Regions from separate parts of the Homo sapiens genome. Here all the other regions are linked to region 1. A link is a loop called in an ENCODE intact Hi-C map of the cell type or tissue named here. Cell type or tissue: endothelial cell of umbilical vein. All regions are shown on one strand.

Evidence for each region. Peaks named below come from ENCODE experiments on the same cell type or tissue, not always from the same donor. Only the 100,000 strongest peaks of a DNase experiment are listed, where the experiment ranks them.
Region 2: it touches region 1 in a loop (5-fold over the local background); 3 of 110 quality-filtered maps call a loop at or near these places.
Region 3: a loop joins it to region 1, with 4 times the contacts of the local background. A loop is called at or near these places in 7 of 110 quality-filtered maps.
Region 4: a loop joins it to region 1, with 4 times the contacts of the local background. A loop is called at or near these places in 10 of 110 quality-filtered maps.

Annotation. Positions count from the first base shown.
Region 1 is chr12:78,559,665-78,567,664 of GRCh38, reverse strand. No RefSeq gene overlaps it. Among named protein-coding and RNA genes, the nearest start is that of LINC02424, 200 kb to the right of the region's middle. In endothelial cell of umbilical vein, no CTCF peak of the experiment used is centred here; a DNase peak (open chromatin) is centred at 4,854; H3K27me3 peaks cover 253 bases.
Region 2 is chr12:79,369,918-79,377,917 of GRCh38, reverse strand. All of the region lies in intron 9 of SYT1 (synaptotagmin 1), which reads right to left. Among named protein-coding and RNA genes, the nearest start is that of MIR1252, 45 kb to the left of the region's middle. RefSeq lists a silencer at 7,602-7,802. In endothelial cell of umbilical vein, a CTCF peak has its summit at 3,829; a DNase peak (open chromatin) is centred at 3,837.
Region 3 is chr12:79,341,159-79,349,158 of GRCh38, reverse strand. The region is part of intron 8 of SYT1 (synaptotagmin 1); the gene reads right to left. Among named protein-coding and RNA genes, the nearest start is that of MIR1252, 74 kb to the left of the region's middle. In endothelial cell of umbilical vein, a CTCF peak has its summit at 4,076 (motif pointing right); a DNase peak (open chromatin) is centred at 4,108; H3K27me3 peaks cover 187 bases.
Region 4 is chr12:79,004,232-79,012,231 of GRCh38, reverse strand. All of the region lies in intron 2 of SYT1 (synaptotagmin 1), which reads right to left. All of the region lies in intron 4 of LOC105369863 (a long non-coding RNA gene), which reads left to right. Among named protein-coding and RNA genes, the nearest start is that of SYT1, 140 kb to the right of the region's middle. In endothelial cell of umbilical vein, no CTCF peak of the experiment used is centred here; no DNase peak of the experiment used is centred here.

The DNA of each region.
Region 1 (8,000 bases):
TGAAATTTCTGTTTTCTAGAACTGGGATACTCTTCTTCCCCTGCCCTTGAACATCAGCACTCCAGGATTTGGGGGCTTTCGATTCCAGAACTTGCACCAGCAGGCCCTAATTTTCTCAGGCCTTTAGATTTAGACTGAGATTTATACCATTGGAATCACTTGTTCTAAGACCTTTAGACTTGGACTGAGCCATGCTATCAGCTTTCCTGGTCCTCCAGCTTGCGGAGGCCTATACTGGGACTTCTCAAGCTCCAGAATCACATGAGCCAATTACCCTATTAAATCTCTTCTCATCCACTAATCTATCAATCATCCATCTTACCTAACTATCCATCCTATTGGCTATGTATCTCTGGAGAACTCTGACAATGTGTCATTTTTAGTCATCCTAATGATTAAGAGTTAGATTTTTATAAATGTCAATATCACTTGGTGTGGCTAAGTTAAAAATGACTGAAAATAATATACAAAAATCCTTAATTCGACAATTCCACATAGATATGGGAAGCCCATGGGATGTGAGTGTTTAAGAAGTTTCATTAAATTGTTTTTGCACCTGAAACTACTATGATCAGGTTTATATGTTGAAAAAGCCAGAGCCAGCCTTTTCCTAATGTACTTTTTCTCAGGAGTAGTATGAACAAGTCATTGGCTATTTTCAGCTTCCATGAGCATCTCTCACAACTCTGTGGGGTAGGAAAGGGATCTACTAAATACTTGTAACATGATGTGATTTCTCTCTGACTTCTTTATTCATCCCAATTATGGCTTATTATATTAAAACAGTATGATAGAAGAGAAATTACAATAGTAGGAGTCAGAAAGATTTGTCCAAATCTTTCTCTACCAATATTGAACTGTAGTTACTAGATTAATTAAACACATAAAATTAAATTTTTCATCTTGTTTATCCTGTAGCAAAAGGAGCCAACGGGAACAACAGCGATATTTTCTTCCCATTTGTGTCTGCATGCATGATCTGAAGCTTGATTCCCTGCCAGTCACTAGAAACACAGGCATTTCTACCACACTCCTTCTAAAGCATCATGACACAACGCCTTGTAACTTTCAGATGTCCTGACATGATCATTGAGATTAAACATAAGAACACTGCTTTCAGGAAGTCACTTTATTTTCCCACTTGGAATGAAGAGCTTCTTGATTCCATATGCAAATTTATGCATACAGCATGTCAATTTATGGTCTCTAGATTCTCTGATAATATCTAGTAGCCTTATTGGTAATGACCATTGTTGCTGTGGGGTTTCACTGAGCAGATCTGGACAATAAAACCTGTGGCCAACATGTTTTCAACTGGCAAATCTGAAGCACTGCCAGGCTATCTAGCTCTTTAGTGACAGGTTTCTGAAGTCAGACCTGTCACCTCACCTGGAAGCACAAAATATTTCATGAAGATAATTTTTTGCATGTGTGTTGGTGAATGCTAATTTGGCAAGTATATGTATTATATATAAAATATGTGATATATATGAATGTATGCATGTGTATATATATCACTTATATATAAATATGTGTGTATTTCTGGGAAGGGAAACATTTGAAAGAGCACAGTGATGAGCTATGCAGAGAATGATACACCTGAAATTTATCAAAATTGAAAAGCAATAAGTAAAAACATACATCTTTCCTTTTACAATCTAGTTTGGTAAGTATTTTTAATTTTGGTGGCAAGTCTTTTCTAAAAAGGTCTAAAAGTGTTTCTAAAAGGTCTGTGCATACTGGTGTCTATACATACTGATGTAGCTTGGAGCTATAAAACTAGAGAGGTTGAGGCAGGGGGAAGGTTCCTCTCTTCTGTTTAAAGCTTTGGTGACAACTGATTTCATTTCTATGTAAAAAAAAAAAAAAAATCACATGCTGAGTCCTGTATCACAGCTTATTTAATGGTGTTACCAGCTTGAATGCACTTTAGACCCATATATATCAACACAAGTCATTTGTGACAAATTCCATTTTACTTAATGAAAAATTAAGGTATAATTGGCATGCATTTAGAGATTGGATCCCTCAAATTACAGATTACTTGGATTAGAATAGATTTCCCAATGGCTCTTCCTAAATAACTCTACCAGTCCCTGTGTGTTCTTGAGTGGTGCACTCCAAGCCATGGGCTCACTACAAGTCAAATGAGCATTGATTATGCCAAGAGACAATGTGGGAAAAAACTTTCAAATGCTAAGACATGGGGCACACATGTACTGTGAATTTTAAGTATAGTTCATCTTTCAGAGCTTCATTTTTGCAAGCTCTATTGCTCTAGGAAAAAACTCACTTATTTTCAAACAAGAGATTCAACTTATGTCCAAAATGTAATTTTACTTTGCCAGCCACACATAGCCCCAAAGTATTTTATGTCACTTAGGGAACCTAGGATTCTATGGGGCAGAAGTCCATGAACTGGTTTTGGTTCCTCTAATTCTCTTCTTTCTTTTTCTCAAATCTCTCCAATTCATTGATGTTCTAATTTGTATAACTTTCATGAAAAAAAAAAAGTGACAGCTTGAACACATCTAGAGGCCAATAACTGCAGTTGGCTTGACTTCAAATACTGAGAAAGGAATTGAAATCCAGTTATTTTCCCTATCTTATTGCTCCCTATCTTATTGCCCTATCTTATTGCTGGTAGGCTGACTTCAGCATCTGTTGAAATAAGCCAAACTCAGTATAATATAAAAGTGTTAAAATATATTTTTAAATAAGTATTTAAAAATGCTTAAAGATCTGGTTATTCCAGTGAATAGGTTTGTGATGTAAGCAGATATAAAAGTAGTAGATATATTTTCCTAATTTAGACAGGGTGTGATCCCAATTAATAAATATCTTCTCTTTAGAGCATTTATCCCCAAATACCAAATCAGGGCATTGGAAAGACAGGGGCAACAGGGTTGAGCCATGTTCTAAATTAAGGCTGGAAGATAACAAGCATTGCTGCTGAATTTCAGGATATTTTTACCACAGTAAGAATCCTAGTAGAATTAAAAAATATAATTTTCTTTTGAAGGACTCTAGCTGAGAAGCTAAGCAAAACCGAGGATAAGCTATTTAGTTTCCAGCATCCTGTTTTTGTCCTTTCAATCATTCCCTTCTCCTCTTATCCACTCCCTAAATGTCTCTATATGGGAGAAGCTTTGAGAATATGCTTGCTGGCACTAAAGACTCCTACCACTCTCCTGGTGTTTGCCCTGCCTTCCCTGCCAAATAGGTCTACCTCTTAGTCTTCTAGCTGATATCTTTGAGGAGACCCCAAATGTGAGGGCATCTCATAGGCCTCTGAGTTCATATACTGCAAAAATACCTTTACAATACATAAAAATCTGCTAAAATTCAGCAGTGACTGTTTCAATCTTTTTAGTCCTTTAGAACATAACACGGTCTCACCAGAGCACCATCTGAATTTATATATTAAAATTTGTGTACTTAATTTCCAGATGCTCAAATATTTTTGTAATCCCTTACCACCTCCCATTTCCATCTAAACTAAAATACTCAACATTTATATAATATGTTTTTCCCCCAAAGAACATTGCCCCAATTAGCTAACTAGTGTTCAAAATACTCTCATGAAGGGTGTTCAGATATATAAAATTATGCTTATCTCAAAGCTGCTGGAAGATTCATGGAACAATTTGGCATTCGACTTCCTTTCATTTTCAAACAGTACTTTTGCTATCATAAAATAAATTCTGATTTATTTTCAGTGAATAATGTTGCATATGTATATAACATTTTTAGACCTTCACAGGGAATGCAATGTGCTGTACGTTCTGGTTCAAATAATACTAAGAAATGAGTAACGCTGGCCATATGTGCTTTTACAATCATCTGGAATAATATGTGTTCAGAAGACATCCACTTTCTGGCATTCATTTATTCATTCATTCATCAAATACTTGTTAAGCCCTTGCCATGTGGCAGACATAATAACCTGGCAAAATTATTTACTCACCATGTAATAATTGCTACTATTTAATAAGAGTTTTAAACATATTACATCATTTAATCCTAACTTCAAGTAAAGTAGCTTTATTAGTCAAGGTTTTTCAGAGAAAAATAATATGGTATATACGTATATAAATGCACACATGCACACACACACACACACACACACACACACACACACACACACACACAGATTTTAAGGAAATGGCTTATACAATTATGTGAGCTAGGAGGTCTGGAATCTATAGAACAGACCAGGCTGGAAATTCAGAGAAGAGTTGATACTGCAATCTTGAGCGCTAAATCTGCAGATTGGAAACTCAAGCAGGGTTTCTACGCTGCAGTCTTGAGGCAGAATTACTTATCTTTCTGGAAACCTCAGTCTTTTCTCTGAAGGCCAACTGATTGCATGAAGCCTACTTGCTTTATGGAGGGTAATCTGCTTTACTCAAAATCCTACTAATTTAAATGTTAATCACATCTAAATACCTTCACAGCAGCATCTATATTGGTGTTTGAGCAAACAACTGGGCACCATAGTTGACAGATAAAATTATCCATCATAATGAGTATGACTATGCTTATTTTATATACAGGGAGGTTGAGGCTCAGAGAGAAAATTACTTGGATTTACTCAAATAGTAATTGAGAATTTGGGGATTTGGGCCAGTCTTGTTCTGAAGCCAGATGTTTCTCTCTCTATGGCAATATATGAAGGAATGTTACAAAAATCCAATACATAGTCCCTACATTTTAAGTATTTAGAATTATTTTTGGTGGTGATGCTAGGTTACAATGTATTCATTCATCCATTCCATAAATATTGAGCGTCTACTACGTAAAGGGCATTGTGCTAGGAGCTGGGAATTGAACAGTCAACAAAACAGATAATGGTCCTGCCCTCTAGTGGGAGAAACAAACAAAAGCCAATAAACATAAGAGCTAGCTACATATGTCAAATGCTAGAAAGAAAAATGAAACATGTAAGGGTGACATGGTGATTCTCTGTAGTGGTGATATTTGAGCAGAGACCTGAATGAAATGAGAGCATAAATCATGCAGATATCCAGAGAAAAGCATTGTTTTCAGTTAAAGGGAAAACCCAGCACAATAGCCCTGAGATGGATTGGTGTTTGGCATGCTTCAGGAACAGCAGGAGACCAGTATGGCTGGAGCACAAAGATGCAAGCCAGCTTATGGTGTAACAGATTTAATATAGCACAAATAGAACATAATTGTTCTGAAGACAGAGGGAATACAAGAATGATTTGTTTAGAAGCATGTAGAAAGGGAAAGATTCTTGAAAAGGAGTTCTAAGCAGGATATTTGAAATTAGAAGAAAAAGTGGGAATGATTTAGGGAAGTGCACTGAATCCAAAGATACATCAAATGAAAATGAAGAAACATGGATATGTATAATGGTTTACTGAGTCAGAGAATTCATATTGCAGAGAGATTACACAGATGACTAGGGGCCTCAGGACCATGGAGGAGAGGAAAATAAGTGAGTAAATGTGCAGGCTTAATGTGTGGATGTAGGCATGTGTCAAAGAACTTACTGTGAATCAATTATGAGGAAGTTAATAAAGAACTAAAATGCAGAAGCTTCATTTTGATATAAAATGAAAAGGTTGTCATTGTGCGTGTTCAAAATGGGAGGCTGATGCTGAAAGAAATATTTGAGGATAATAATGATTAACAAAATCACAAGTGCTTTCTATGTATTAAGCAGGTTTATATCCATTATGCCCTTTTTTTCTTATAACCACCATTATGAGATAAGATACTGTTATTATATCCTTGTTAGAGATGATGCAGCTGAGATAGAGACATTAGTAAGTTATTAAAAGTTACATAGCTAATAAGTTATTGAGGTGGCATTTTAACTCAAGAAGTCTGGTTCCAGAGCCCAAGCCTTAAATAATAGTGCCTTACAAAGGAGTCAAGCAACTCTAATGAAAATGTGGCCTAGCAATCTCTATGGCACATAATTGAATTAAAATCATGTTTGCAAAATTGAAAGAAAATTTAATTATGTTAAAGGGATAGAAAAATGTAAAGAAATTTAAATACAAAATATAGATTTGAGATGATGGTCTGGACTGAGCTTGTAGCCATGGATGCAGAAAATAAACGGGCATCATAATAAATAGAACATGATGATGGATTTGATTTGGAAGGTAAAGGAGCAAAGACAGTAATTCTAATGTTGGACGCTTACGACTATCAGGAAATTGGCAGTGAGAAGAGCATAATCATGTATCACTTACCATACCAAACATAAATTCAGTTTCATTTAATTCTCCAAACACTGTGAGGTTTCCAAAGAATACTTATTTCCATTTTACAAATAGCATAGGTCAAATATATGCCCCAGTGCTATGCTGATAGCAAGTGGCAGAGTCAAGATCAAATCTGAGTCTGATCTGAGTCCAAGAGCCAAACTCTTATTCTTCAACTTTTTGTCAGGTTTCAAAAAGTCTCAGTATTTAGGAGATTCTTCCAGTTATACCATAAGGTTGCCTACATATGAAAGCTAGATAGGCACTGAGGTTCAGGACTGAAAATGCATATTCAGGAATTATGAGCAAAACATCAATGTGCTTGCAAAAAATAATTCAGAAGGGGAAGAGTTATGACCCAGAAGTGATGCTGGGGAGTGGGTGAGATGGAGGAAATGGGGAAAAAAGATGGACACTAGCTGATGACAGAGAGTGAAGATCAATAAGTTGTTACTCTTTGGCATCGAGTTCTTCAGAGCAAGAAAATTCAAAACCTTAGCAGTGGAATGACACCTCCACCATGCCGTTTCATCTGCGTCCCCTGCATAAGTGAACACCATCTGCTATGGAGGCGGAATGGTGGTGAATTGGAATAGCAGTCCAGACTCAATTTTGAAAACTTGGCAATGACTTTACATGGCAATTTGACTGAAGTTTGCAAGGATGTAGGAGCTTCCTTGTGCTAGCCAACTTACTGTGCAGTCTCAAACAGAAACAAGCAAAAAACCTTGCGTATTCTGTGAAAATGTTCTTGTGTTTTTACCAGAAGAAATAAACCTTCAGAATAACAACCTAGATTCCAAACAATATATTCCCCATACTGATCTGGCAAGATTCCATCATACAAAATTAAATAGTAGGTTCAATGTGTGTAGGGGAAGGCAGGGCATTTGGAGGGGAAAGACTGGCTCAGAATGTTGGTAGCCACAATCTGTTACATAGTGCACCAATATCTTTTAAATGGGCAAATTGATTATTTAGCATTTAATTCTAGCTTTGGAAAATTCTAGAACAGAATAAACCAAAATAACTCATGCATTTAAAATGTGAGTGGCATTTCATGAAAACTGTTTGATCTCGTTTCTTAAGGATAAGCCCAGCAGAGCTAAGTTATCCATTTTAAAGCAGTTAGACAGCTGTAAAATAGAGTAAATATATATTTTCCTGTTTTCTCTACTTTTTAGAGGGGCAGCCAGCAAGTATTTGGAGACAGAAGAGTAGACTTGTGAGGGGAATAAACCCTGAGTAGCCCACACAGGCTTGCTTAAACCCCAAAAGTGCCATTTGAGCAGATGGAAGATTCTGCTTGCCTTAGAAACTACTCAAGCATCCCTTGGGCTTAATTGTCCCAGGTGTTGTGGCCATCTGCCAGACTTGTTTACAACAAATGCTTGCTTAAAAATGGGATACTGAAATCTCACAGCTTTCTTAGGATGTGGTCAAAGAGCATATGGAATTGGAAATTAAATCTTGAATCTTAAATCCACCATTTCCATTATGATAGCTTCTGCAACAGAAGAGACAAGAGAGATTGATTAGGCAAGGTGAGTTGTTGACATAAACTGAAAGCAAGAGAATATTTCAAAGGTAGAGAGTAAAGAATTCACGGACACACTGGGAACTAAAGCTTAAGAAACAAATTTTCATAGAAAACTATTTCATTAAATATTTGTGGTGAGAACTCTTGGTCATTTAGGTATACATTGGCCAAGATTCCAGAGAGATAAGCAAAAGAAGGCAGCAAATTAACATGAGTAA
Region 2 (8,000 bases), 810 kb before region 1:
ATAATTTTGGTGGACTAACTGCATATTAGACATCTCCATTTGTTGTCTTAATTGGTGTCATAGGCTTAATATGTCCCTAACCAAGCCCATGCTCTCCTCTCTTCCTGAACCTGGATTCTCCCTAGACCTGGACTAGGTCTTCCTGACCCTGGATATTCTCAATCTATAATTAGTACTAAATAATTCTAGAACAAAAGGGAGAAAGGGAAGCTAAGTTGTTTATACAACAAAGACAATATGGGCAAAGCCTGAATTTCCAAAAGCAACTCTGCCTGAAGTAAATGTGATTAGATTTCAGGATGCAGATATATTCTCTTGGAAAGCAGAAGGATAACAGAAACACCACACAGTGCTTCTTAAAATCTGTTTATAATTTAAATAGCCCTGAGAATTTTTATATTTTGTCCTGTCACTACAATTGCTAGAGCTTTTATCTAGGCCACAATTACCAACACATATAGAAGAAAAAAATAAATTGGTGGTTAAGATTTAAGCTATTTAGAAAATAAACACCTTAAAACACATGTTACCGTAATCCTAGAACTTTGGGAGGCCAAGGTAGGCGGATCACGAGGTCAGGAGATCGAGACCATCCTGGCTAAAACGGTGAAACCTCGTCTCTACTGAAAATACAAAAAATTAGCCGGGCATGGTGGCGGTAGCCTGCAGTCCCAGCTACTCGGGAGGCTGAGGCAGGAGAATGGTGTGAACCTGGGAGGCAGAGCTTGCAGTGAGCTGAGATTGCGCCACTGCACTCCAGCCTGGGCAATGGAGCGAGACTCTGTCTCAAAAAAACAAAACAAAACAAAAAAACAAAAAATGTTACATAAACATCTCTAAAAGGGAAGATTTAACAATACATGGCACACAGTAAGCATTCAATAGATACTTGTTGAACGAATGAATGAAATTGAACAATAAGGAGAAATATGAGCTAAAATTCAACATGGATTTTATTGCTTTCTTGTTTGCCCTAGAATAAGAGTTCTGGAAATCTAATGAATAGATAAGTCATATATTTACAATTTATAATGTGATATCGGGCAGTGAAATATAAAGGTATTTTGGCAATTTAGATAAGGAGGCATGCAGACGTTTGTAAATCATTAATGAAATGGGCCATTTACCCTACCTGTGAATTTAAGTTAAAAGTTAGCCTGAATTATGCATTGGAAAGATTTTGCTTCATTTCCAGCTCACTGCAATGTAAACTAGAAAATTGCCCATTTATGTCAGATGTGTGTGAACCAGAGCAACTCCATCTTAAATAGGAGCTGGGTAAAATGAGGCTGAAACCTACTGGGCTGCATTCCCAGACGGCTAAGGCATTCTAAGTAACAGGATGAGAAAGGAGGTCAGCATAAAATACAGGTCATAAAGACCTTGCTGATAAAACAGTTTGCAGTAAAGGAGCCAGCCAAACCCACCAAAACCAAAATGGCGCCGAGAGTGACCTCTGGTTGTCCTCACTGCTACACTCCCACCAGTACCATGACAGTTTACAAATGCCATGGCAACATCAGGAAGTTACCCTATATGGTCTAAAAAGGGGAGGCATGAATAATCCACCCTTTGTTCAGCATATCATCAAGAAATGACCATAAAAATGGGCAACCAGCAGCCCTCGGGACTGCTCTGTCTATGGAGTAGCCATTCTTTTATTCCTTTACTTTCTTAATAAACTTGCTTTCACTGTGCACTGCAGACTCGCCCTGAATTCCTCCTTGCACAAGATCCAAGAACCCTCTCTTGGGGTCTGGATTGGGACCCCTTTCCTGTAACATTTAGATTAAGAAAGTTTCTTGGAGGAAGTGCGTCTCAGTGGAAGAAGGAAAAGCCATGTGGCAAAATGAAGTGTAATGAGAACTTGCTCAAGAAAATAAACATTATGGATAAGATAGATGTATAGAAATGATTAATCATTTTTCTTTATGACTTTATTCCAAGTTTTAAATAAATGATACAACATATTTATCCTTGTAAGGCAAGAAGCAAGCATGGATAGTGATAGAACTACAAGGTGGGAGATGGTTGGCTTTATCATTGTGAGTTGATTTTTTTTTTCCATTTATTCATCAGGTACTTTTGAGTCAGGCGCCCTGCTAGGTACCTGGTTTATATGGATGATGACATGGCCCCACAATCTAGAGGGGGCATCAGTCAAATAACAAGTTAGCAATGAAATTTATATTACCAGTTGTGACACTATGAGCAATAAGTGAAGCAGACAGGTACAAGAATAGAGAATAACAAAGAGCAAGGTAGGGATTATCTTTGGTTTTCAGATGATGGAACTGATATTTGAAGAGGATAAGAAAATGATTTGAATTCAGATGCTTGGTGAGTGGCAGAACTGGGATCCTAATCATGTCAGTTTGATTCCACAGCCTGAGCTGGAATTAATGTTACAGTTTGCAGCACAAACTCCCTGCTTAAATCCCTGCAGTGGCTACTCACCACCTCTGGAACATAAAGTTCAACTTTCCTGACTGGGCTCTGCCTCTCTAACTTCATTTCTTAGCAGCTCCTCTACACTACACGATCTGTTTTGTACAACCAGGCCTTAGCTCTCACTGTCCTTTTGGCCTATCCCTTTGCCCTGCACAATCCCTCAACCCGGTTCTTGGTTTCTCCAGGAAGCGCCCACGAAATCTCCAGTGGAGGTTAAGTACTCTTCCTCTGAGCTCTTGTGAAATCCTGTTAATTAGCTCCCGGCAGGTTACTACCTGTGGACCAGATCTGGCTGCTGCATGTTTCTGTAGGTCGTAAGCTAAGAAAATGTTTACATTTTTAGAGTTGAAAAAAATAAAAAAGATTAATATTTCATGACATATAAAATTACATGAAATTTGCATATCAGTATCCATAAATAAAAAGTTTGATTAGAACACAGCTATGTCTACTCCTTACAGACTGTCTGTGGCTGCTTTTGTGTTGCAATAGAGTTGAATATTTAGTTGCGAGAGACCATGTGGCCTGCAAAGCCTAAAATATTTACTATCTGGTCCTTTACAAAAAAAGTTTGTTTACTCCTAATCTAAATCACACAGTATTTTAAAGTGGATCTCCCTGAGCTCGTTCCAAGCTCTTTGTAGGCAGGTATCACAAAATCCATCTCACTACCACCAGCTCTCCAGCTCCTCACTGTGGCACTTAGTAAGTAGGCATTTAATACATATTTGCTGAATATGTGATTCCATACTTTTGTCCACAGGGTAGTTCTTCAAATCCTTGTGAGCAGCCATCCTGCTACCCATCCAGTGTTTCCCTTTATAGGTGCAACATCCAGCCATTCCTATCCTTCTGGTGACATTGAATGTCCTGAAACTAATCTGGTTTAGTGCCTCTTTACATCATCTGTTTTTCTTTTTAAAACCCGGCATTATTTTTGAAAATTATGAAGAAATTACCATTTGTTAGAATGTGTACCCTTTTAAAATAAAAATTAGGTATCACATTAATAAATAACAATGATCTGTCCTTCTGGTTAATGAATAGTTGGTCTATAAAGACAAAACTTAATCAACATGATATCATCTTTTTCTCTTTGGTAAGAGAAAGGAAAGGAAAATGTATTTGCTGGCCGACTTTTGGTTTATAAACTTGAAACCTTTAGTTTCTCTGATCTCCAGTGTGGAAAAAATAAAGTAGAAATTCAAATATTTACTTCTGGCACCCCAGAAGAAAATACCAGAGTTTCTACTTTATTTTCTTCTTCTAAAAATAAAGGATTGGAAATTTACTGAGGTCTGATGTACAGTATCACAGAGGTGCCCCTGTTCTGGCATGATTCACACGCAGTACTCAAGGTTTCCTGAGGGTGGCATGGAAGCGCCACCGTGGGGTGGGGTGCCAGAGGGGCCTGCACTTTATTTGCTGTTAGCATTTTTCTATGTATTGCGCTTTATGTGAGCCCAGTTAAATTGGTTTATAGATTATGTTATTTAATTGTAACCAAACTACTCTTCACAAAATGAGCATGTTGCCTAAAATGAGTCCTGAACAACAACTGTGGCTTGAAGAAAACTTGATAATGCAAACACGAGTGAGAAATGAGAATATGACCCAGCTGGTACCTCTTCTTCAGCTGTGCTCTGTCAGTCATGCCTACAGGTAAAAATGATCATCTATTTCAGGTTAGAGAAGCTGGCTAAAAGCTTCTCTAAAAGTTTAAAAGTTTTAAGCTTTTAAAAGTTTTGATTTAAAAAAAATAAAAAACTTCAGTCGATGTGATATATTGACATATTTTCTGTAAATTCCAAACTAAGTTCATATTAAATATTATGAATATTGTGCATTTGTGAGGCATTTTTTTGATGTGACCATCTATAAAACTAAGTGTTGAAATAAATGGAATCTAATATTATGCTTGTGAATTGCTACATTACAAAGTTAAACAGATATCTTAAAGAAAAGTGAGGCATATTTATTATTAACAAATTAGTAATTATATTTTAAAGGGAGAATAACATTTTTATCATTCATAAAGCAAATTGTAAAATGTTTACTTTTGCTTTATCTTTTACATTTTTTGACTTTTAAGTTTATAATGTCCATTTTATATTACTATAGTGGTCTATATACACTTACAAACCTACAAGTAAATGTATAAAGAGGAATGTGCTCCCAAAGTTTTACTGATAGGTGAACATCATCAACATTAAAAGATGTCTGATCTCATCGGACAAACCTAAGCTAGTTAAGCACAAATTGTAGGAGAGGATATTCCTCTCTCCCCCAATCATTTTCATTTTTACAAAATGCTTATTTATCTGGTTTACCAATAATTACTTTTTTTGATGAAAAGAGATATAATTTTGAGAAAAGAATTGCCTATACTCCTAAATCAGAGTCTACATTTTTGGATGAGGGAAATATCTTGTCATTTCTCTCTTTCACAGCCTGATAGAATTTGTGATCATTTATGATTAATATTTTTGGTACTTACTTATTGTTGGTCTCCTTTTTGAGAAGTTAGGACCCAAAAGTGGAGAGATAATGTTCATGGTATTGACTGAATTTCAGGTGCCTAACACACAGCTGAACTCAGATGGGGTGCACAGTGCGTGCTGATGGACAACTATTTAGAAGCTAGAGATAAGAAGAGAGGGGAGGGATGAGGGGCTGTTGTGGGTATGGTTTCCTCTCCCTCTGAGATCACAGCAAACCATGGACCAAGAAGGTGACTTAGCCCTGGAAATGAAATTTTAGATCTACTTGTTGGGGAATCCTCCTGTATAATCAACAGCTTCAGTTCACTTTAAGCATCATTTGCTTGTTCAGAAATACTGTCAGCCTTCCGGAGTTTGGTCTACATTTCTCAGCCAATACACAGTGATTTAGACTGTGTCTACCCTTATGGCCTCAGCTTAAAGAACTAGCTGTAATATTGGGCCTAAAGGCTGCTGACCTTTCTATGGTAGTAACATAATGGGCAATCCTGAGTGTCCATCATAGGAATCACACAACAACATAGCTAGGCTGTGCTAATCAATTTTTCTACAAATTATAAATATAATCTGGATAACTTTATCCAACATAATAATGTCTTATAATCATTTCAGTTCATTTTGATTTGTTCTGATTGAATTTAATTCACTTTACTTCAATTCAGTTCATACTATATGTTAAACACTGGGGATTAAGTGAACTATTCGAGTTTTCATTTAATTTAATTTCTTCATGGGGGCCTACAATGTGCTAGGCGATGCTAGATGACGGTTATGCAAAAGTGAATTAAGTTGGTCTCCTTAAAGGAGTTCACAGAGAAAGAGCCACGAATACCTACAGTGTGTGATAAATCATGGGACGAGATAACTCCAGTGCACCATGGGAACACAGAAAAAGAAATAATGAGGGTGTTGGCAACCCTGATGATTAAACAATTCATTCTCATGAATGAGAAAAGGTATGTACAGAACACAGTTGAAGAAACACAACAGTCAGTGATCAAGTGAAAAAACGTGGACAGTATAAAGGTAAAGAAGAACAAAGATGGGTTTAGGATATGTGGGAAGTTTCCTGGAGGAGCAAATACTTAAACTGGCTCTTCCCCCTCCACCTGTTTTTCTGGACTACATTTTACCAAACTAAAAAAGGAGGGGCAGAAAAGAAAAAGGTAAGATGCTATGAAACTTTTTATCTCAAACCTCTGAGGCATGACTTCTGAAATGATTAAAAGTAAATTAAAACTGCCCAGGAAGTCACAGGCTGCATGTGAGTGTCTTCCCACCAGGAAGCCACAGCTCACTGTTTCACGGCCACTCTTTTTTGTATTATGTAAACTTGTAAACACTAACCTTCCTCTTTTTTATAGTCATTGAATAGAACACAAATTCCTTCTGGACATTATTTTCCAGCAGAAATAAGAAACACACTGAAGAAAATGAATAAAGAGCAATTGTTTCTTTAGCTCATTAGGGCATTTGCTGTTTATGAAGTCGCAGGGATTTGCATGTGTTGGCATTTGCAGGCACAGTTGGATAGCGTTACTTTGTCAAAATAATCTATAGAGAGTATTCATTGTGAGTCAACTGATGATCATTTTGCTGCTCAAGAGCATTCATTATCTTCTAGAGTTGAGGTTTCTATGATTTGGGGATTATGGCCAATTGAAATTACAGTGTGCACTGTCTAGGTGGGGGAAGCTGTGAGTAAGTGGGCAGGCTTAGGTAACAGATGCAGCTGGAGTGAGGAGCTGGGCCTTTGCCATTTCTTTACCTTGTGACCTTGAGCGAGTCTCTTTTCCAAACCTTAGTTTTCTCATTCATATATGGGGATAACCATACCTACCTCATGAGAGTATGAATAGGATTAAACAAGACGAAATTAGTAAATGCACAGCAGAGAAAGCACTGACTAGATTATAACTATAATTATTATTAGCAGTAGTAGTCTTTCATTCGTATTATCTTAAGGAAAAAATAAAATAATCACTTTTGGTGAGGATACATTTGTCTTTAATAGATGTGCTCTTCCATGGGCTGATGTTGTCTTTAGGCTGGGCATGATCTTTTAGAGTTTTAAAATGAAACTTTAGAAGATTGGAGGGATTTAATAGGTTAATTCCCTAACCTATGGCAGGTAGGTAGGGTACCATCCCTAACTCAGTATTTCTTTTATTTTTATTTTTTATTTTTATTATTATTATTTTTTGAGACGGAATATCGCTCTGTCGCCCAGGCTGGAGTGCAGTGGCGCGATCTCTGCTCACTGCAAGCTCCGCCTCCCGGGTTCACGCCATTCTCCTGTCTCAGCCTCCTGAGTAGCTGGGACTACAGGCGCCCGTCACCATGCCCGGCTAAATTTTTTGTATTTTTAGTAGAGAGGGGGTTTCACCGTTTTAGCCAGGATGGTCCCGATCTTCTGACCTCGTGATCCGCCCGCCTCAGCCTCCCAAAGTGCTGGGATTACAGGAGTGAGCCACCGCGCCCGGCCCTAACTCAGTATTTCTGATAAACTTTCCTCTAGCTTTTGTTTGGGAACTAAAATGGGAAGAACCAAGTATGGATTTCCATCACTTATACTCATGGATCCCAGTTCAGGTCTTTATAGTTAATAAGAGTAGGTTCAATTCTTTTCTCACATTTTTCAGACAGTTATGTCCTCTTTGAATTCTGTATTTTGCAGCTTAAACATCTCCAATTGCCTGAACTGTTCCTTAACTGAGACTGTATCTGCCCTCTGCATGACCCTGATTTCCTGCTGAATTTGCTTCAGAAAGTTAATGTCTCTCCTCTTAAGTGTGTTTTCAGAAATGAATGCAATATTCCAGATCTCTCAGCATAGAGTATAGGAACTCTGTTGCCGGAGACTCATTTTTGAAATAAATAATCTCGGTAATAAGATTTCACAGTTGTTTTACATTTAAGATTAAATCATTTTGAAATTTAAATGGAAAGTTAGAGAGGCAATGATAAGAACCACCCATATTAATAGCACACAGAAATAAAAAGAAATATCTTTTTGCTCACTGACCCACCCAAGATAAAAAAGATTCC
Region 3 (8,000 bases), 780 kb before region 1:
CCCTTTTCTTCCTTCCTTCCTCTTCCTTCCTACCTTCCTCCCTTCCTCCTGTTTGTCCGTCCTTCCTTCCTCCCTTCCTTCCCTCCCTCCCTCCCTCCCTCCTTTCTTTCTTTCTTTCTTTCTTTTTCTTTCTTTCTTTCTTTCTTTCTTTCTTTCTTTCCTTCTCTCTTTCTTTCTTCCTCTTTCTTTTTCTTTCTTTTCTTTTTTTCTTTCTTTTTCTTTCCTTTCTTTCTTTTTTCCTTTCTTCCTTTCTTTCTTTCTTTGTCTTTTTTCATCTGTCTTTCTTTCTTTCCTTCCACTTCCACATCCATGTCAATATGAGCACCATCTCTATATGATACTTGTCACTATCACTACCACCTTCACCATCCTACACTATGACCTCTGCTACTACCAACACCACCATTTCAATCACCTCCACCTCCATTTTTACCATCAGTTCCATTGTGGTTAAGCCCTAGTGACATTTCTGTCATATTTTCTGAAGTAGTCTGATTAAAGACCTCTTTAGTTATAGTCTCTTCAAAATTCAATGCATACTACATACTAATGCCAAGTGAATGTTTGAAAGGTCTGAACCCCTCTTCCTGACTTTCAAGAAGTTTTACATTTTGCCTCTGTCCTAAATGTCTAAACCATTTGCTCTTGTTTCACTGCTTCTTCAACCCTTAGAATATATTTTGAACCTGACCACATGCCTTCATTCATAGGGTTATTACTCTAGTCCAAGTAGGGTGACCAAACATCCTGATTTGTTTAAGATCCTCCTGGTTTAAGATCTAAAAGTCCTGCATCCTGGGAAACCCCTCAGTCCCAGGCAAGCCATGACCAGTGGCAACCTTAAGTCCATGTCATTGTCACTTCTGACCTAGACCTCTGTAATAGCCTCATAATAGCCTCTCTGCATCTCTTCTTGCTCCTTTCTAGTTTCCTTCTCACATAAAAGGCAGCATGATCCTTTTAAAATGGAAATCTGATCATGGGACAATCCTACTCAAAGCCCTTTGAGATCTTCCCTTTTTACTTAGAATAACATCTGTTCCTTACACTAAAAGGCCTGATATGATCTGCCCCCTTCGTATCCTACCACTGTTCTCCAGATTTCACTTCCTCTTTCCAAAACATGCCAAACACACTTCTATCTGAGGATCTTTGCATTGCTGTTCCTTCTGTCAGCAATATTCTCCTAGATACTGGTATGAATTGTTTCATTAGTTTATTCAGCTTTCTGCTTGCATGTTACCTCTTTAGGGACTTTTTCTGTGGCCACTCTATCTAATGTAGTCCAATGCAGTCCTAAACACAAACATTACCTCTCCTCTTGCCCTGCTTCTTTTTTGTCTTAGCACCCGTCATTACTTGACATTCTATTATGTCTATTTAGGTTTTCCTCACCAGAATATCAGATCCATAAGAGAAAAGACTTGTTTTTCTTACTGCTGTGTTCCCAGCATTGGAATAGTGTCTATGCCTACTGAATGAGAACATGCAGCTTTCTTACAACTGAATAAGTCAGGTTGGTCTTTTCAGCATCTTCATTTGTCATATGTTGAGTTCTCTGAGGAAGCAGACTCAGGCAGATTTTCAACATGAGGTTTATAGGGGTGTGTCCTTTAGATCAACCCCTCTTTGGGAGTGAGGGAATCAGGATTACACAGGTTGAGAAGTTGGGCTGTGATACAGTTACATCAAGACCTCAGTCAATTCTATGGGGAACTCTGGAGCTGGGAGAGTTCTTCAAAGATATTTGGAAATGGGGCAACAAGGATGAGATTTTATCATCCTGAATCCCCCAAACATTGGATGTGGGCTGCTCCTACATCTTGGGTGAGCATCTTTTCAGCTGAGGGTGATGCCAGGAAGGGGGAACTCAGTTATGAGCTATAAGCCATCAACACTCCTGACAGCCCAGTTAATAAATGCATTGGTCATGAAGATGGTACAAAGATTGGGAAGTTTGCTACAGCAATCACTATTTCTCTGTGAGCTATATTCCTTCCAGTTACCAGACTTTTGCTTAGTTGGAAAATCCATCTGCAATCCTTTATTCCCTTCTGCCTAATCAAATTACTCCTAACCATTAAGCCCTAGTCCATGTTCAAAAAAAAAAAAAAAAAGAAAAAACAAACACACAAACAAACAAAAAAACCTCCTTACTATTCTAGCCCACTTGGATTTCTGCTAGCAATTGCTTTATAGCTGGTAGAATGGTGCCTCGAGATTACTTTTTCCCTATTTATTTCTTACACGTGAGCTCAACTCACCTTAAACTCCAGAAGAGCAGGGACTATATACTACTTTTCTATGCCTAGCTCCAGGCACATAATAAAAGCTTCGAAATAATTGTCAGTTGACTGTATTGAAATGAGGTCCTCACCAGTCATCTGCTTTGTAAATAGCACTGATGTTAGTGCTTTAACAACAGTGTCTCCATTTTAATCCAGTCAAGTAACGAATTTTGTTTGGAGCTCCTCCTTTGTACCTAGTGCTATGGACACTGTCATATTAGCCCTGTCATGAAACTAGAAACAAAACCATTTCTGGAGGTATAGCTTTTATAAGATAATTTCAAGACCCTGTAGGGTTGCAGCCAACACATGAGTGCTTTTGCTGGTGTGATTATCTCATGAAGGGGCCTTATTACTATTAGGAATTTCAGCTTTATGTGTAATTTATTTTAGTCAATTGCCTTGATCACTAGGTGGAAACTGCCAGTTAGTGTTAGAAAAGTTCCAGCTGTGAGATTCAGAGAAATTTACCTGCTCTTTTAGAATATACAGCTGACAATCAGAAGGCAGCTTTGTTCTGAGCAGCTTGATAATTTCATTATTTTTAAAAAAATGCAGCCATTGAATAGACACAAATTAATGATTTACTAGACAACGACAAAAATACCTTTCCTTTTTGAAAAGCATTATAGATAATTAGAACAGAGGTCATCTCCAATGGATAAATAAAAAGCTTGATTTAAAATGAATATTTATTTAATGGCTCTGTAGCCCCATACATCGTTTTATGTGGAAAAAGATGGGTTCATTTTAGTGACCTTTGCAAATGGGGCTAAGTTCATACATTTGATGGAAACACTGTACTCTTGAGTGAGTTTTTCAAAAGTACCTGAATTAATGCTGTGACATTTTAAAAGGACATTCTATTTATGTTAATTGTAAGAAGATTTTTCTATGTGTTAAATTGGCAACAGATTCTTTGATGAGTAGATGGTTTTTCTCTGAGGTTGGGAGTCTTGTTTAGAGGTGACATACAAATGGAGACCCAATTATCTCTCAAATGAAAATTCAGACCATTTGCATAGTCCCCATTAGTAAAAATACTAAAACAGTCTTCACTTATATGAAGGACAATGTTAGGTTTTTAATTTTAATAAGATAATATGTGGCTTTAAATATATCTTTTGGGTGGTAGCATTTTTCAACTTCATTTTATTCCTGCATTACTCTCATACTCCTGAAGTATCTGCCAAATCGGTATTTACATCTAATGGACCAGATGGTCACAGTGTGAAATGTTGCTGTGTAATGTGTTCAGGCTAGAAAGACTGAATCTGGCCTAGTCTACAAATGTATAGTAAATTGTTCAGGTGAAAGAGAGTGTATCTTTGGATGCTTATTCTTTAGGCATACTCTGTAACTCATTGGTTTATATTCGTTCATTTCTTATTAAAAAATAATTACTGAGTTCCACCACAGACTCTTCTAGGTTCTAGTCTAGGCTCTATGGATACCTAGATGAGTAAAAATATAATGCATTGACTGTACTACAGAAGTGGCACAAATGCTATAGGAGGTGAAGATTGAAACCTTCCAGGGTCTAGTAACTAAGGAGAGGGGGACTTTAGAGATTTATTCCCTCAATAATCGTTATAAATTTCTGCAAGCCACCCCAAATGCATGTTCTTTGTAAAACCAATGTGCTGGCCATGCAAATGTAGCTTTAAGACAAGCCTTCTAGTTTTCCCCTTTTAACCAGAGCTGGTGTCTGTGGGAGGAGGAGGAGGGCAGGGGACATATAGGTGTCCTGGAGGAGCGGTTACCTGAGCTGAGATAAGGAAGGTTCGGCAGGAAGTCAGGATGAACCCTGTCCACAAGAGGGCATGAGTGTTCTAGGCACAGGAATGCATGTACACAGTACTATACCCCTTGAACAGCTTAAACCAAGTTACTCTTCTGTAAGTGTAAAATTCATGTAATTTAATTGAAAATGGATTTCCACTTTATGATTTAGAAATTCAAAATTTCCTCATGATGTCCATAATTTATATTTTGATTAACTGATACACTTGTGGTCCCATTAGAAATAATAATTCACAGAAAAGCAGATATTCTGATGTGATCAAAATAAGGATGAAAATAGAAAATCAAAATGCTTCTTAAAAGTGACAGTAGGCCGGGTGTGGTGGCTCATGGCTGTAATACCAGCACTTTGGAAGGCAGAGGCGGGCAGACTGCTTGAGCCCAGGAGTTTGAGACCAGCCTGGGCAACTTGGTGAAATCCTGTCTCTACAAAAAAATACAAAAAAATAGCCAGGTGTGGTGTGATGCGTGCCTATAGCCCCAGCTACTCAGGAGGCTGAGGTGGGAGGATTACTTGGGCCCAAGAGGTGGAGGTTGCAGTGGGCAGAGATCGTGCCACTGTAGTTTAGCCTGGGAGACAGAGCGAGACCCTGTCTCAATAACAAAAACAAACAAAAAGTGACAGTAAAGTACAGTATAGAGTGGTGGAAAGAGCACTGGACCACCATGTGTATTCATTCACTATTTTTTGGTATAACTGATATTTATTGGGTACCTCCTCTGTGCCAGGCACTGTTCTAGGCACTTGGGCACAGTGGTCAGTAAGACACGCAAAGTCAACAAAATAACAGTAAAATAAAAGGCATGTTTGGTGAGGTATGTGCTGTGGAAACATGTAAAGTAGGTGGGGAATAAGGATAGCAATTTGAAACAGGAAGTTCAGGGAATGTCTGTATAAGAAGGATTTGAAGGAGGTGAAATGTGGTCAACTGCTTAACCATCGGGATCCACCTTCCTTGTCTTTATAAAACAGGTCTGGATAACACAGTCCTGAAGGTTCTTCTGGCTGGGAAATCATATATTTCCATGATTTTACTTTATTAGAGCTACCTGTCTAGTTTTTCTCTCTGTTTTACTGGACTGAACTAATAAATGGGTGTTTTAAGCCACGGAGTTTGTGGAAATTTGCACATGTAGTCGAAACCAGTAAATGCACTCAGTTCTTTTTCTCTATCCTTTCCCTCTCTTCTTTAGTTATCTTCATTGCAGATTTCATAAGATAATCCATTGGAGTATGAGAAGACAATATTAGACCTTCTATTTATATTTACTTTTATCCCATATTTTCAAAATTGTGTTTCATTTATATGTTTTATAAAACACATCATATATTGGTATAGCACAATATATATATGATTTATAGAAAGACAGAAATATTGGGAGTATGTGCCAAATATTTTATTACTGACAAAAGACAAAATAACATTTGAGATCTTTCTTTCAACATTAAAATATGCTTAGAAGATTCCTCAGTGACTTTGTAACAACATGGACTCTATAGTCAGGCTACTTAGGTTCAATTCCCAAGTCTGCTTCTTATTACCTACTAAGCCTCAGGCAATGTACTTTCTCTTCTGTGCCTCACTTTTCTAATCTCTAAAATGGAAGAATAGTGATGGAGTCAGTAGAATTACATCAGTTAGTATGTAAAAAAGGAGTTAGAAGAGTTCCTGGCTCACAAAATGTACTGTGTGAGTGTTCGCTATTATCATAACAAAATTCCTATTTCAACTATCCTCTTTTCTACATGTGCCATGTCTCTCTGCTCCTTTGCACAGCCAAATTTCTTGAAGAAATTGGTTACAATCACTGTCCCCATTTTTTCATGTTCCATTGATTTCTCTCTCCATCATTTTATTAAAATAGTTGCTACTAAGATTTCAAATGACATCCATATTACCGAACCATTAATATTTTGCAGGTCTCATTTCCATGAACTTTCAGCAGAATTTATTGACTCCCTTTCTTTCCTTGGATTCTATAATACAATGATTTCCTGATTTTAGTTTCTCTGCCTCCCTGGCCACTCACTCTTGGTCTCCCTTTGCAGGGTGTAGTTATAACTAACTTCTTTTCTTCATAAACTAATCTTATCCCAGTATATGGTTTTAGTTATAATATGGAAGTGATTCTCCAGTTTGTATCTCTAGTTTAGATATTTTCTCTAAGCCCCAGACTTTTATATCTAACTGTCCACTAGTCATTGAATATCTCACACTCGTTTTAGACTCGAATGCCAAAAACTGAATTTATGATCTTTCTTCTAAATCTGGTTCACTCGATTTCAACAAATGATATTAGCATCCAAGGGGTTGCTTAAGCCAGAAAACTGGGCATTATCACTGATCGTTGATCATTGACTTCTTTTGAGTTCTGATTTTATTTATCATAAAATCTCTCAATAAGTTCACTTGTTTCCATCCTTATAGTCTTCACCATGTGATCAAATAATCTCTCATATAGATTACTCCAATACCCTCTTAATTGGTTTCCTGAAATTTACTCTTAGAATACAATTGACAGAGTCACCTTTTAAATAACAGGCATCGTATCTCACTCCTATAATCCCCGCACTTTGGGAGGCCAAGGAGGGCGAATAGCTTGAAACCAGGATTTTGAGACCAGTCTGGGCAATGAAGCCAGACTCTATCTCTACAAAAAACAAAAAAATAGCCGGGCATGGTGGTGCATGCCTGTGGTTCCAGTGACTCAGGAGGCTGAGGCAGGAAGATCAGTTGAGCCCGAGAGTTTGAGTCTTCAGTGAGCTATGATTGTGGCACTGCACTCCAGCCTGGGCAACAGAGCAAGACCCTGTCTCTAAAAAACAAAACATCAAAAAACCAAATCTTAAAATCCTTAAGTAGGTCTCCTATCTCTCTTGAGTTAAAAGGCCCAAATTCTTATGATCATTTAGAATAATCTTCAAGTTCTATTTCCTACTTATTCCTCTGCCTCATCAAATGCCTCTTTCTCCCTCTGCGCAACAGCCACAAGGGGAAAGCCTTCTTTATATCATTAACTGTGCCACGCCACCTACACTTTCAGAGGCTTCACATAAACAGTTCCTTTTGCTTGACATTCTGCCCTCTTGCCACCCTCCCGTTTACTTAGTTAACTTTCACTCATCTTTCACATCTTTCTGAATGACGAGGCGGGTGGATCACGAGGTCAGGAGATCAAGACCATCCTGGCTAACACGGTGAAACTCCGTCTCTACTAAAAATACAAAAAATTAGCTGGGCATGGTGGCGGGTGCCTATAGTCCCAGCTACTTGGGAGGCTGAGGCAGGAGAATGGTGTGAACCTGGGAGTTGGAGCTTGCAGTGAGCTGAGATCATGCCACTGCACTCCAGCCTAGGCAACAGAGCGAGACTCTGTCTCAAAAAAAAAAAAAAAAAAAAAAAAAAGAATGAATGTATTTATTAAGTATTCCACTCTGGCAGAGACTGCCAGAGTCTCTGTAGTTTACCAAAAGTCCACGCTCTTCTTCCTGAGAACACAGCTAGACTACATTTCCCAGCCTTTCTTGTAGTTAGATGTGGTCTTGTGATTGGGTTCTAGCTAATGGAATGTGAACAGAAGTGATGTGCACCACTCCTAGACCCAGTCCCCCAGAACTCCTACCCATGATTTTTTTTCTTTTCTATGTCTGTGATAGTGACCTCAGAGTGACCTTGGAAGCTACATGCTGAAATGCTGAAGATGGCAGAGGTTCAGTGAGACAGGATCCTTGAAGATTTAATAAAGCAGAGCCCTACCTGCCAAGACTTCTCTTTTGCAGAACCCATTACGTGTTTGGGCCTATTTGTTATTGTAGCCTAGCCTGAAATAATTAATACTAATAATAAATAAATGACTTCTAAACAGTGTTTTCAGAAGTATAATTAGTGATCCACTTAAAAATCTGTG
Region 4 (8,000 bases), 440 kb before region 1:
ACCTCTTACCGCTACAAATTCCAGGTTCTCAGGTACAGCCTGAGAGTATGCAGATATAATACACCACAGATGATTCTCTCCCTTTTTTTTTTTTTTTTTTGAGACAGAATCTCATTCTGTCACCCAGGCTGGAGTGCAGTGGGCTGATCTCGGCTCACTACTGCTCCCGCCTCCTGGATTCAAGCAATTCTCCTGCCTCAGCCTCCCGAGTAGCTGGGACTACAGGTGCACACCACCATGCCCATCCAATTTTTGTATTTTTAGTATAGTTGGGGTTTCACCATGTTGGCCAGGCTGGTCTTGAACTCCTGACCTAAGGTGATTCACCCGCCTCAGCCCCGCAAAGTGCTGGGATTACAGGCGTGAGCCACCATGCCAGGCCTAAAACACCCACAGATGGTTCTTAAGAAAACCTATGTTTATATTTTAGGCAAAGTTTCCTAATTATTCATATATATATGAAACACCCAGGGAGCTTATAAAATGCAGATTCCCAGGATCTACTCCCAGAAATTTTAATTCAGGAGGTTTAAAATGGTGATTGGTCACAGGTGTTTTTTTTTTTTTTTTTTTTACAAATCTCTGGAAAATGTTAAGAGCAAAATTGGCAGCTATTGTTTTAAAAATTCTTCCCTAGTTTATTTGAACTATTTCTAGCAAGATCTTTCAGAAAGCATATAGATTCCTGTGTTGTAAGTTCTTAGAGGTCAGGGACAGTTTTTTTCAACTTTCTCTCCTTAATATTATGATAGGATTAACTCTTATTTATTCTTAGGGTCTCTGATGAAATGTTATTTCCTTCTTGACTAGATGGAATGCCCTACTATAAATTTGCATATTTCTCTGTAATTTCCCAATCTGGTCACTCATCACACTTCCTTGTAATAAACTGATTAATTATCCTTCTTCTAAGCTGGTATGTAAACTTAAGGAGATATTGTTTATTGTATGCTCAAGAGAATCTTTAATATCTAGCAGAGTACCTAGCAATTAATAAATACTTATTGCATGAAAAAATATGCAGTAAATGTTAAATAAATGTTTCCATTACTTGAAGACTGTGGTCTCTTCCTTAACTTCCTCTTCACTAATGACATTATATTATTTCGAGTAAAGTTTCATATTATATTCTAATGCAACCTTTTAGCCATTATTTCTTTTAAGAAATAGAACGCAAATTCTGTAAGAACTTCTCAACAATGATTGGCATAATGACCTAAATCTGGCTATTTCTCACCATCTCTGCAGGTACAATTCTAGACCAAGACACCTCTGTCCTTCCTTCCCTTTGAGGGGAAATAAAATAGGTTTGGAAAACGACAACATTCTTATGGGAGCAAGATTGCTCAGGAATTAGGTAAATATAAAATGAAGGGTACAATTAGAGGATCTAGCTTTAGAAGAAAATTGTCTTCATAAAATGAATAATGAAAATACAGATAGAAAGGTGAAATGATTAGGATGACCTCTAGAAAAAATTTTGAACTTCCATAGGGATGACTTGAAAACTGATAGCAGGACAGGACTTTATGAGTCTGTAGTGAAGGAACAAAGGCATAATCAGTGAGAATCAAAAGATCAGAAGATCTGGGTGTTTTGGAGGCATTATAGGAGGAATTGAAATTTTAAATCAGGAATCCAGGTTTAATTTAAAAAATATAGTAGGGAATAGTGTAGTGGGCTTTATTTAATAAGTGAGGGGATAAAATATAGATACCTCCTCTCCCCACTTTCATATAAAGAGGTGCGGTCTTCATCAAGGGAGGCAGTAGGAAATACTACTACAAACAGCTTGGTCCCTGCTGTGAACACATAAGGAAACATTTTGAGAGGAGAATTTGTTCAGAATGAAGTGGAGGATTCCATAGTAGGCAACCAAAGTGAGAAAAGGGCATGTGATAGATACATGTGAGACATTCCCCACCTTTTATTTTCTGAGAGAAGCTGGAGACACCTCTTTACTCTAATCTTGAACTTCAACTTGGAAAAAAAATCATTCAATTTGTTTCTATCCAATTTTCATCTTGTCATGGTCTCTTTTCAATTCTAATTCTATTGATTTTTCAACCTCTCTCTCCATCATACTAGGAAGATATTGAAAGAACAGGATAAAGAAACATTAACCTACAGTAATAGTAATAACCTACAGTATTCATCTAGCAATAACAAGAAACCCATAAAACCTCCAGTACAAACCTCAGACTCACATAGCAGTATTCCATTCACAGACACTGAAAGGCAAGTAAGAAATGTTGGAAATATTATCAGAGCTCAGTATTGTGAATCTGGGAGAGAGAACAGTGACAGCAATGAGGGGAAAGTGCCATGAAACATAGAGGATGCCGTCTGTGCTAAGCTCAAAGTACCTGTGGAGAAAAGCACCAAATCTAGATTCAGAAACAAAAATAAAAGAAAGGAAACATAGGATGATAATGAAACAAATGGAATTGATATTGATGGGGAAACAAAGAAGAGATGCAAGTGAAAGCACATCAAATTTCAAAATGCTGAAAATCTAAACAGTTAAGAATGTGAGTTGTAGACTTTTATTCATTTCAGTTCTAGTTGAACAGCTAGATGATATTGGCACAATGTTTAACCTTTCTAAGCCTCAGTCTTTATCAGTAAAACGGGGATAATTATGTTACTTACTTCATAGGGTATTTCCATTGATTAAGTGAAATAAAACATACACGTGTTTATCATGGTACCAGGGAGCAAGTAAGAACTTAATACCTATAATTTAATATTAATAGCTATGATTTGCATTTGCCAATGCTCATCCATAAGGAAGTATGCAGACAACCAAAGATTATTCTGAGGTCAGGGAAGACTGAAAGTAGGTTTGCCTACTGCTTTTGACAATCCACAGAGTGTATGGCCTTACATAAATAATTGGAATTCAAAAACAAAACAAAACAAACAAACAAAAACCAGAGGGCTCTTTATCTAAATGGTGAAGTCACTAAGATTTAAAGTATTAGTGTAGGAAAATACGATACACAGTAATCATAGAGACTTTTTTCTCATAGAAAGTACTAACCATTTATAGAGCTCTTAAAATATTGTTTTGTATTTCATAACAGCCACAACAGAAGTTGTCACATAATAACAAAAAGAGGTATCTTCGTGCAAGTTAAACATGTAATGAAAGTGAACAACTCATATTTTAAATTTGATGGAAGGCCACTAAATGGAACAATCATGTTCCAAGTAATCTTGGAACCATAAACATGGTTAGAGCAAAGCTAAAGTTTCTATAAATTTTACCAAAATGTTTTTCCTATAGAAGAAAATTGTTCTTGAATCATATTTTCTTTTCTAGGTAGTAGAGAAAATCAGTTCATGGAGTTTTAATTGATCCCCTGCTGTGTACTTCAAGCTATGCTAGACACGGTGTGGAGAAAAGACATGGGGGCACTTGTCCAGAAGGACATTAGGCAGGAAAACAAGGCTAGCAAAAAGCAGGAATAAGCAAAGGGAGGTGGCTGAGAAGGCATTTGGAGCACCTTACGTATCCAACATACTGCTGATTCCAGGATCCTGGAAATCATCTGTGATTCTGTTCTTTCCCTCACTCTCTACATTATCATAACCTATCTATTCTGTCTCCAAAAAGTGGTCCAAATCTAACTACTTCATATCGTTCTCACAGCCACTATTATAGTCTAAATCACTTCCATTATTCTCTTCACTCTCTTAACTCTTATCTTTTCTCCCTATAGTCAATATGCTACCCAATAGCCAGAGTAAATTTCTTGAATATATCTGGGATCATAGTATTTATCTGCTGAAAACATCTCAGTGGCTTATTATTGTAATTAGAATTAAGTCCGACCACTTGTCATGGCTTATACGATTCTACATGCTGTGGTCATGCCTATTTCATCCAATCCTCTCTTCTTCTTTTTACTAAATTCCAGCCATACACTTCTATCTGCTCCTAGAACAAACCAGAGTCACTCTTGCCTTAGGACTTTTGCACATGCTGAATCCTCTGCTTGGAGCCCTCTTCCTTCAGATATTCCAGGATGGTTGTTATTCTTTAGGTTTCAACTAAGAGGTGACCATTTCAGACAGCCTTTCTCTGACCATGCTATACAAATGGACCTTCTACTCCCAAGTCACTACTCATTATTCCCTTTTTATCTTCATGTTTCCCCTCACCACAGTAATCACTATTTATAGGCATATTGGTTATTTTCTTTTTTTTATTTCACTAGAGTATAAGTTCCTTGAGGGCAGTGATCCTGGCTAACATATTTATTACTATATCTCCAAGTGCTTCCTAAAACCAGTGCCAGACACTTAGAAAGCATTTGTAGTTGAATGCCGAATGACTGAAGGGGGCCATTACTCATACTTTTTATCCACATGCATTTCCTATCTCAGAATCTACTTCCCACATACTCTTCTGCCTTTGATGAACTTTTGCACTGAAATTATTTCATTACCTCTCTAATGAGAATTGAGCTCTCAAATCTACTATTCACCTTCTGCTCCCAAAGCCTTTTCTTGACACCTCCCAGGAAATGAAGGTTGACGTATGGGAACAAAAAAGGGTATAAGTATGATCTAGCTTTTGTCCTCCATTCCCAAATTAACCGTTCACTAACTTCTGAGTTCAAATGATCTATTAAATTAAGAAAAAGTAAATTCTAGATATTTGACATAGAGGTCCTTAAGGGCATCAAGTTCCTGCAGTACTGTTATTACCACATGATGGTTAAACAGCTTTGGTCAGGACTGATCCAGGCAATAATCTCCTAATAATGGTAATGAAGCTGACTACAAAAAAATACAATAATCACATAAAACATGCATGTTTTCACCCTCTAGGAAAATAGTTTCCATGTGCTCAATGACTAATGTGTCTTACTTTTCATTTTAAATACCCGAATAAACTAAGAGCCATGAAAGTCCAGAGGACAAGGTGGTCAACATGGCTTGGAGTACTTAACGAAGCATCACAGAGGAGGAGGGACTTGATAAAATCTTGAATTATGGATGAATTTAAACAGTTGCTATATTTAGTCATATAATTTCCCCTCACATAATTTTGAGGGGAGATTTGCTTCTCCTCTATGCCCAGTTTCTCCTGGCTGGCTGTCATGCCTGTCAGCAGCAGGAGTGGCCCTTTTGCTGAAAAATGGCCAACAAGGTAACTGTGAATAGTTTCACATTGAAAACACTTATAAACTGAAATGTTAATGGGCAGAGAGCTTAGGGGTATATTTGTAAGGATACAGACCTACTTCTTTCTTTAGAACTCTGCTAGTGGCTGGAAAAAATTTACAAAGCAAGAAATATCAGGAGCTATATATCAACCAAAGTCAATAATCAATGCAAGACATCTTAATTACCCATTAACAAACTGTGTTTCAAAGGAATTAAGTGTGATCATAATGCATTTTGCCAAAAGCATCAGCATGGCTGATAGTGGAGAAAGCAGGAACTGTGTTGCAGGATCCTCCCCTTTTCCCCCATTGCAATCAGACTTACTACGCAAAGCTCTGAAGCTTTCCGAGAATATCTTCTCACAAATATCTAACGATCCTACATAGTATATTTCAGATAACAAAACCCAAAACAAAAGAAAAAATTCACACACACAAATAAATAAAACAGATGGGACAGATGTCATTTCAGGGGCTCTCAGAAGATGGCACCAAATACTTATCCCTACTGACTGCCAAAAGATAAGAAAAGCCAAATATATATCATCATCATCATTCTTAGTAACATGACCAGTTTCTCAAGAAAAGCACCTGTTGTCTAGACCTCATTTACAGTCACTGCTGCTTCTGCTTTTTCCCCTCATAGAGCATTCCAATGACAACATATTATGGGAACCACTTCTTACATACTAGCCACTCTTTGGCCTTGGCAATTTCAGCCATACAGGAGTCACTTGATCCATTGGCTAGTCTTAACCAAGCATTCCTTTGATGACCGAATCTAATACTTTAATTCCCAAACCTGATATAAGTGATCTTCATACATGGTCACAAGTTGGCCTGCCAGAGACAGGAAATCCTGAAAGTAATGAATGCCATCATGTCCTCTCTAAGCTAAAATAGAAATTGTATTTTTAGTCAATTTCAAGATTTTGGTCCTCCCTAGAAGAAAACCTTGAATGAGAAGCCTCTCTAAACTTTTTATTCACAGTCACATCTGGTTGTTAGGAGATGAGGCCTGTGGTCTTTTGGCATCTTAAAAGGTGCACCAAACACTTTCAATGCAAAACAATTAGGGAAAAGAAATGTAGGCAAACAGAGCGCCTATCCAAATGGCAATACTCCTTTGGGTATCTGATTCTAACCCATGAGTGTTGAAGTGTTTCCATGGTGGGAAGGACAATTTGAAAATGTGAGTTTAGACTGGGGCCCTCATGACATATATACCTTCAATGGGACCAGTTCTCAACTTGAAATTACTTTTGAACTCAGTGAAAGCTTTTGGAACTCTGACAATTTTAATTCTTTTCTGGCTTGGTAATTAGTAAACTGCATGGCCAATGCTTGTTTAACTGCCTCTCTTTTCAGTCCATAACCTACATGTCTATGTAGGGGCCGTGTCTATTTAATATTAAGGACCATGTCTAGTATCTATCACTAATAATGCTATTATATATGCAAAAATAATAAAATCACTTCTGAAGGGCTTCCTATACTCAGATATCCCATTAAGTGTTTTACATATACTATCTAATTTAATACATGATTAATGTACAACAGCCCTGAGATAGACATTATTATTGGCCTGAGTTTTCCTATAAGGAAACTGTAGATGAGTGAATTAAAATTACTTGTCCTAGATCTAGAGCCAGCAAAAGGAAAACTGAGATTGCAATCCAGGTTTGTGGGACCTTAAATTCCATGTTCTTAATATCCATGGGGGGTATACTTTCTATTAATAAATATTTATATAATTGAATTTCATGATATGAATAAAATATTATCATGAAAAACATTACTAATAAATAGGTTCAGATATATTATGAGCTCATTAATACTCTCTTTCTAAAGTCTATGGCTGGCCTATAACACATGTTGGATGCACCCTTGAAATAAGGTTCTCCGCTGACTTCACATATAGCTAAGGAAAATAAAATTAGCATAGTCACAGAGAAGCCTTATTTGCTAGGACTGAAAGTGCTAAAGGAAAGTTTTACTGTGCCCACACAATAAGCATCTTTTTATAAGATGCTATCTATTATGGTTTTCAAGTTACCTTCTATGAAACCCTGGGGTTTCATACAACTAAAGTTAAGCTTCAAGTTTTTGTGTAAACTCTGCTTTGAAAGTTTGAAATTATATGAGCATATTATTCACCAAACCAATATTATTGTTTAATAGAAAGGATCTTAGAGTTAGCTATATTGATCTATCACTTATAACCATGTGACCTGGGCAAGTTACTGAATCACTTTCTGCTCCATTTCCTTTATCTAAATATGGAAATAATATTTTCTTGATAATGTTGTTGTGAAATGAAATGTGGTAAAGTACTTAAAGGAAGCTGAGACATATTAGATACAAAATATTGGTCTAGAGTCTTCTCACATCTGTATCAAAATTGCATTATTATTTTCACTCTGTATTTATGAACAATTGCTACTGTACTAATAAAATATCCAAAAGCAATTGCAACATCAAATCTTTCTTATCTTTAGCCCTAAGCCAACAAAACAAAATAGCTATTTTATTGACATTTTATTGAAATTTCATTCAAATTACTTATGCTAACTAAAGTAATTTATACAATTACTTATGCAACTAAAGAAAACGATAGTATAATAAAAATGGCAAAATTTGTGTAGAGCTCAGTAATTCCCAAGACTGTCCTCAGTGCTTCATATCCAAATCTTGGAATTGATCAGGTACATAAGAGAAGTCAGTGAGAATTAGATGAATTAGTTACATGCTATAATTACTTTAACAGAAATTGCAATTGTCATCACTTTCATATTTATAATTTGTTTTTAATAATAATATAGC